Linked DNA regions of Homo sapiens: region 1 is linked to region 2. The links are chromatin contacts, found by Hi-C or POLR2A ChIA-PET in ENCODE. All regions are on one chromosome and are shown on one strand. The core of a region is the stretch at or near the end of the contact, and the rest is flanking DNA. Distances in the headings are between cores, read along the strand shown. Region 1 has its middle 14 kb from the start of EPB41L4A-AS1. Region 2 overlaps NREP-AS1 (NREP antisense RNA 1).

Region 1 (3,853 bases), core at 622-3,121, 160 kb before region 2:
ATCATCAGAGCCAAAGTCAAAAAGAGACATTTCACAAAAGAGAAACATGAATTCTAAAACATATCAAAGAAACCTATGGAAACTACTTTTGTATAGTAATACTACTAAACTATATTATTATATTATATAGTAATACTATTATATTATTATATTATATAGTAATACTATTATATTATTATATTATATAGTAATACTATTATATTATTATATTATATAGTAATACTATTATATTATAGTAATACTATTTAACTCCCAATTTTCTGGTGTTTGCGTTTATTTTTTAATTTATTTTTGTTTTTTCACTCTGTCACCCAGGCTGGAGTGCAGTGGCACCATCTCAGCTCACTGCAGCCTCCACCTCCTGGGTTCATGCAATTCTCCTGCCTCAGCTTCCCAAGTAGCTGGGACTAAAGTCATGTGCCATTTTGCCCAGCTAATTTTTGTATTTTTAGTAGAGACAAGGTTTCACCACGTTGGCCAGGCTGGTCTCAAATGCTGTAATGCTGGCATTACAGGCGTGAGCCACCGCGCTAGGCCTGTTTTTATCAAAAGCCAGGTAGGCCTATATTTGGAAAGGCCTTGTCTTTTTCATTCATTTTTTTCTTATTTTGGGGGTGTAATTACCCTTAAATTTTTTTCTCTTATGGAATTTTCATTATGGATTTGCTAATCTTTTTTTTTTTTTTCTTGAGACAGAGTCTCGTTCTGTTGCCCAGGCTGGAGTGCAGTGGTGCAGTCTTGGCTTACTGCAGCCTTTGCCTCCCGGGTTCGTGATTCTACTGCCTCAGCCTCCCAAGTAGCTGAGACCACAGGCACATGCCACCACACCCGGCTAATTTTTGTACTTTTAGTAGAGAAGGGGTTTCACTATGTTGGCCAGGCTGGTCTCGAACTCCTGACCTCAGGTGATCCGCCTGCCTCGGCCTCCCAAAGTGCTGGGATTACAGGCGTGAGTCACCGCACCCGGCTCAGATTTGCTAATCTTTATGCTAAATGTGTTCACATAAAAATGATGTGATTAAATAAGGTGTGGTTTGTCTTAATTTGATAACACAGATTTTATGTAAAATCTCTTCTCCACCACCATTTTATAGATCGTACTTGAAGTGCTGACTTGTCAATGACAGAGATACTGAATAGACTGCTAAATGAATACTAATTCAAGACATTCCTGGGTCTGATGTTACTACATGTAGAAAACCACCAGGTGGCAGTACAAGCCAAGCACAAAACCCACACTAATTTAGAGCAGCACATTACACTTTACACATTACAGGATTACACTTTAATTGGAATAAATGAACAACTGAATAGTCATATTGGAGTAGAATCACCACATTTTCCAGGTGTTTTAAACCTGGTTTTTATATTTTTCATACTTGTTTTTCCAAGGTGAGGCTTTTCTTTAAATAAAAGTCTCGTCTAATTAATAGAAAAGACCTGTTAAGGTTACATCTTATGCATTCCAATTCAGACAAGTATGAAACATCTTTGAGTGGTAAGATTCCTGTACTGCAGACTCTATGTTCTAAGCTAACCAGGAGGATAAAGCTGGTGCTTCAGTCTGCAGCCAGCTTGCCAGTAGCAACGAGGGTTAAATTATTAATAGACCTTTCTTCTGTGGTTAGGCAGCTCGACTGGTCTTAATTTTTTTTTAAGTCAGGTATGATTTGGTTGCTGTGCTTAGTCACACATCTGGAAATAAATAGTTGCTAGACAAAAATAAATTTTTTATATTTTTATGACTAAATATATGTGGCATGTGTTTCATGTCCACACATTGCCAAGGATATTTTTAGAAAAATCTGTTTCCGTCAGTAACCTTGCTGTTAGCTTGATGGTGCAAGAGTCTTTGGGGAGCGCAAACAGCGTTGGAAGATCCTCTGCTCCTGTGGGACACAGAATTACTCAAACAGCACTAAACACAAAACCTGGGTTTCTAATGAGTGGGCTGTTCATGTATTAATGTTAGTATTTGGTTTTAGCCACTGAAAGAGAATTGCAGCTGTTCCATTAGAGATCTGAAGTCTGTCAAATGGGTGAGTTATATTTCTGAACTTGAAATTGAGAATATGAAACCTTCCCAGAAATCATGGTGAGCCCAAGAATGGCTGAAAGGCAGAAGTTTGAGGATCGCGATGCTTGACATTTCTAAAAAGGGGGAGTAGTAATTTCAATAAACTTTGGTCTACAATAGTGAATGTGGTCTCGATTCTGTAAGACCCTATCAGATGAATGGGTGAGTAGTCCCTAGAGGCAGTAGCACCTACTTCATGAGAAGCCAGATTGGGTTTGACACTTGTCACAGCAAACTTTTTTCTTTAACAGGGTGTCCAGACCTCCAGACCTAGAAAGGGCAGAGAACTTGGAAATCTGAGTTTGAACAAGGCACTTCAGAAGGTCTCTCATAATACACTTCTGGATGAAGTGATATTGGGGCTGGGATGTAAGTGTAATTATGTATATTGATAATTGTCTCAATAGCTATTTAATAGATTGATATCAAATGGAGGAATGTGTCTAGGGTTGTTCTTGGCCTTTTTCTTTAATTCTTTTTACAGTGATTTGGTTGAGGATGTTGTATGCACGTTTATCAAATTTGGGATGATGTGAAATTAAATAGAATAAATTAAATGGTCAAATCAAGATCCTAAGTCTTAGGCTGGTTAAACTTGGTAGTATAGCAAGAATTGTTTTAAAGAGACTACATGTAAAGGCCACTACATGTGTCCTAAAGTCAATAGCATGTATACAGGATAAGTAGCTGTGACAAATCTGAAGAAGACAGGAAATGTAGTTGGCAGTGAAGATAGTATAAATCAGTTGTGTACAATGGCTGTCAGCAGAGTTAACTTATTTTTATTTATTTATTTTGATTCATAAAAATACAAAATCTCCATCTCAAATAGCATTCATTTAGCAGTTTCTTCAGTATCTCTGTCATTGACAAGTCAGCACTTCAAGTAAGATCTCTAAAATGGTGGTGCAGAAGAGATTTTACATAAAATCTCCGTTATCAAATTAAGATGAACCACACTTTATATAACCTCACTCTGTTGCCCAGGCTGGAGTGCAGCAATGTGATCTTGGCTCACTGCAACCTCCACCTCCCAGGTTCAAGTGATTCTCCCACCTCAGCCTCCCAAGTAGCTGGGATTACAGGTTTGTGCCACCACGCCTGGCTAATTTTTGTATTTTTAGTAGGGACAGGGTTTCGCCATGTTGGCCAGGCTGGTCTCAAACTCCTGACCTCAAGTGATACGCCCACCTCGGCCTCCCAAAGTGCCGGGATTACAAGCATGAGTCACCACCACGCACAGCCAGAATTAACTTACTTTTTTTAAACAAAGTTAATGTTAACTTAGGTTTCATTGATTAAAAAGTGTGGCATGGCAAAGGAGTGAGGGGATCCCCTCCCTCTTCTCCTGCAGGCTGGACTACCCTCTTTTCAATTCTAGGTGCTATAACCTCAAGTGGGGCATGGGCACAAGATTACATATTCATACATGTGACATTTATGTCACACATTCAACTATAACAGCAGTAGCAACAATTGCAACACCCATGGCCCCAATGTCTATCACCTGGGATGTCATTGCTACTTTCACCCAATTTAGATATAAATGACCTCTAGGTTTTCTTCTATCTCTACAATCCTACGATCCAGCTCACAAAAGATATCATCTTTGAGGATTAGGTGTAAATTCAGCCATGGCCAGTAAAGCCTCTAAAATCTCTGTATCCAACCAAGACCAGGCGCGGTGGCTCATACTTGTAATCCCATCAGTTTAAGAAGTTGAGGCTGGCAGATTGCTTGGGCCCAGGAGTTCAAGACCAGCCTGGGCAACTTGGC
Region 2 (3,884 bases), core at 238-2,737:
TGAAATGCCTTTCATTAGCAGGGACTATGTTGTACTCTCTTCGTGCTTCTACAATCTTCTGTTGTTTTACGTAACAAGGCAGATACCCCTATTATGTGTGTTTATTGATTGGATCAATGGCTAAACACATGCTTTAATTTTATCCCATTGTCTCACATCTGAGCCTTTAAGGAAAACAGCATCAAGCCTCTCTCAGTCATGAAGATGATAATCAAGTCAGCCCTTAGTCTTCTCTAAGTTAAGGAACTCTAATATAACCTTTTCCTATGTAACCTAATTTTCTTTGTTAATCATTCTTACTATTTTACTTTGAATCTGCTCTAGTTTCCACACATCTTTTAAAAATTTGTCACCAATTGGACACTCTGTTCCAATGAGATCTCATTAATTGTAAATATATCAGATTGATTACTTCCTGTTGCCTGCAGATTATTCATGTGTTACCTGTTTTCCTTAGGCCTCAACTTTGTGACTGCGCTACATTGTAGGCTCTTGATAAATATTTGTTGAATGACTAAATTTGTTTACAATTTGGTGATATTAATCTTTCTTTTTGGGAAAAGTGTACCAAGATGTGTTCCTATCTGGCCCAATATCACTTATGTTAGTAAAAACAGCTGTTTCTGTTTTTACTCAAAGAACAGAGCAAACATCCAATTGACAGCCATAGGCTGTCAGAATTGCACTTACCCTCTGACCAGGAAGGTACAGAAGTGCCAGACTTACCTGCCTGATGCTGTCCTCGTGATGCCGTCCTAGAAAGAGCCTCATGTGGTTGGATTTCTGGCAGGCCTATCATAGCAATCCTATAGATATAATCAGGCACACCCTGACACCTTTGTGACATATTATAGCATCATATTATGTTTTTGGCAAGGGTTTTTTTTTTTTAGTTTTTTTGTTTACTGAAAAGTAGGAATTGTGTTTTAGTCACCTTGTGTCTTGCACATAGTAGGCACTCAAGTACTTGTTGAACTAGAGGCTGAATAAATGGAATTTTCATCTTATGATAGTTCAATGAAGATGGCCTGTTTAATTTTAATAATAGCAAGCAATAAATATTTTCCCATTGATAAGCTGAGATTTTTATGCTATTAGTAGAGCAAATTTGTCAAATGTTATTGTTTCAGCATTCCTGGGTTCTATTTAACTCAGAGTCTGTCTTTATACAAAGCAGACGTTCAGTATTTTCCCAGTGTTTTCTAAACTGGGAGTTGACCCATAGGGAGATCATGGGCTATTCTCAGGAAGCCACAGAGACGCAGCCCCTGTGCTCTGGATAGCTGCTTGGGGAAAAGGCAGTGAACTATGGGTGACCTGGCATTCACCACCTACTCCCTCCCCTTGGGCACTTCCTCCTTTCAGATTTGATGTGATAGTGAGGGGGAGACCAGAAATACCTCAGAATTTGTAAGATGAAATGTGAACTTATTTTGTGTGGACAGTAGATGTGAGTCATGGAAAACCCAAGGGACTTCACAGGATAAAAAACTTTAAGAAGTCCTGAGGTAACCTCAGGCTGATGCTAATTGAATTCCCTTGACAAGGAATCTTAAATGAAGTAGAGCAGTTACTGTTTTGAAATGAGCGCAAGGAAAACAATTTTCCCAGGGCGTTTCATTGGAGATGAAAAGGTCACTCAGATTTTGCAGTTACCAGTCATGTGCAAATCAGAGCTTGGATTAAGTGAGGATTCAATCCAAGGGATTTGGAATTGGAAGTCTTGGATTTGTCCTGCTAATTTTATTATTCTTATTAGTTGAAAATAGTGTGATTTCCTTTTACCATCAAAGCTTGAAATGTGTCAAGTAAAATATCAAAATGTCTGTTATCTTTAGAAGGGGTTCAGGATAAATTGACAGTCTTAACAGTTGGCATTAGGTTTGATTTATGTTTGTTGTATCTCAAGGTGCAGATATTTACTTTTCTTTGTATTTTAAGCATCTCACAGAACAACCTCCGATTCATGATTTCATCATCCCCATAGATAGTAGTTTCTTGGGACATTTCCAGTTTAAGCCAATTTCCTGGGGAAATTCTTAGTAGCCACCTGTTCTAAAAAATGTCCTAGAAAGAATGCAGTTTACTTCTTTTCTGAACTCTAGACTGGTAAGTCTTTTAGATACCTCAACCTTGAAATAACAGACACTTTACTTTCAATATGCCCAATATTGAACTAATTGTATCCTTAGCACTCCTTTCTTTCCTACATTCCTACCCTCCCTCAACACCTCCGTCTCCTGTGATCTTTACATGTAGGCTTTTTTTCCAATGAAGTTCATGGACCTTTACCCTGCTTGAAGGGGTTACCCATAAACTTTCTAGGTGCTCCCCCTCATTCATGGAAGATTCTGGGTGGATTCTGGCTCCCAGTCTCTTTCCCCCAAGTCCACCATTTATATGAATTGCTTCAGTATCTATGTAGATGACTGTGACAAACTTCATTGATCGCCTACCCAGAAGCCACCCAGTTGTTCCTTTTTCTTCCCATACAATAAACCCTGCTTTTTTTCATGTAGAAACATGTTCAGCCCCAGGAAATGAATGATGATTAGTTCAACTGGTGGTTCTCATTCCTGGTTACCTATTAGAATCTTCTTAAGAGTTAAAGAAAAGAAAAATACCACTACTAGGAACCACCTGAAAGAGTCTGCCATGATTGGAGTGAGATAGGGCACAGATGTTAATGTTTTCTAATTTGTTAGTTACTTTGCTGATAATTCTAATATGCAACCAGGCATGACAACCCTGGCTCCAAACCCACCATGGCAAACCTCAGTACACTTTGTGATTGGTCCAAGGCTATGCATGCAAAACAATTTGAGAATTTCTACCAAGGCTTTCTGGGAAAACTTTTTTTTCATGATAAAGAATTTCATAAGAAAATATCTGTTTTGCCCTTTCCATTTCTTCTGTCTTGGTTGCTGTCCTAAGAGGATGCTTGTGGCTATTGTAGCTATCTGGAAACTCTGAAGTGGTAAATCAATCTGATAAAGATGGCAGAATGGGAGAGGGTAAAAATCCAGGGTCTCTGAGGTCATTGTTCAATCTGTGAACCAACTGGGCCTGCCTACCTCTAGACTTTAGGTGAGATAAGCAGTAGTCTTACATTAAGGCCACTGTTTGTCAAATCTTATGTGTTTTGCTAAAAGTACATTGAAGATAGATTGCCCCATCCAACCTCCTACATCAAGGGTAAACAAACTCTTTCTGTACGGGCCAGATGGTAAGTATTTGGGGCTTTGTGGGCCATATAGTTTCTGTTAGATCTACTCAGTGCTGCCATTGTAGTGCAAAAGCAGCCACAGACAATATGTAAACAATTGAATGTGGCTGTTTTCCAATAAAGTGTTATTTACACAACCAGATTTTACCGGTGGGTTATAGTTTGGTGAATCATGTCCTAGATCATCATTAAGAAGTGGCATGGTGGCCGGGCGCGGTGGCTCACGCCTGTAATCCCAGCACTTGGGGAGGCCGAGGCGGGTGGATCATGAGGTCAGGAGATCGAGACCATCCTGGCTAACAAGGTGAAACCCCATCTCTACTAAAAATACAAAAAAATTAGCCGGGCGCGGTGGCGGGCGCCTGTAGTCCCAGCTACTCGGGAGGCTGAGGCAGGAGAATGGCGTGAACCCGGGAAGCGGAGCTTGCAGTGAGCCGAGATTGCGCCACTGCAGTCTGCAGTCCGGCCTGGGTGACAGAGCGAGACTCCGTCTCAAAAAAAAAAAAAAAAAAAAAAAAAAGAAGTGGCATGGTATCAGCTTTTGCAGGGTTAACTACATCTTTTATTTTTAAATATTTTCCTTTTTTGAGACAGAGTCTTGCTCTGTTGCCCAGGGTGGAGTGCAGTGGCAAGGTCTTGGCTCACTGAAACCTCTGCC

Evidence for each region. Hi-C counts contacts between places; a loop is a spot of excess contacts on that map. ChIA-PET counts read pairs that join two places held with the same protein, here RNA polymerase II (POLR2A). Pooled maps may share reads with other maps.
Region 1: a loop to region 2 is called in a pooled map, with 3 times the contacts of the local background. The contact joins two enhancer-like sites. A Hi-C loop is called at or near these places in 3 of 168 maps with a recorded cell type or tissue (IMR-90, MCF 10A and mammary epithelial cell), 1 of 37 single-sample maps with no recorded cell type and 4 of 50 pooled maps. POLR2A ChIA-PET finds 5 or more read pairs at or near these places in 3 of 52 experiments (AG04449, AG04450 and BJ).

What each region holds. Positions count from the first base shown.
Region 1 is chr5:112,144,474-112,148,326 of GRCh38, reverse strand. It overlaps a transcript of EPB41L4A not described here. Among named protein-coding and RNA genes, the nearest start is that of EPB41L4A-AS1, 14 kb to the left of the region's middle. Within about 2 kb of position 1,871, at least 5 of the 41 ENCODE cell types and tissues checked have a DNase peak (open chromatin) inside an H3K27ac peak, as active enhancers do.
Region 2 is chr5:111,981,759-111,985,642 of GRCh38, reverse strand. The region is part of intron 3 of NREP-AS1 (NREP antisense RNA 1); the gene reads right to left. Among named protein-coding and RNA genes, the nearest start is that of NREP-AS1, 71 kb to the right of the region's middle. Within about 2 kb of position 1,487, at least 2 of the 41 ENCODE cell types and tissues checked have a DNase peak (open chromatin) inside an H3K27ac peak, as active enhancers do.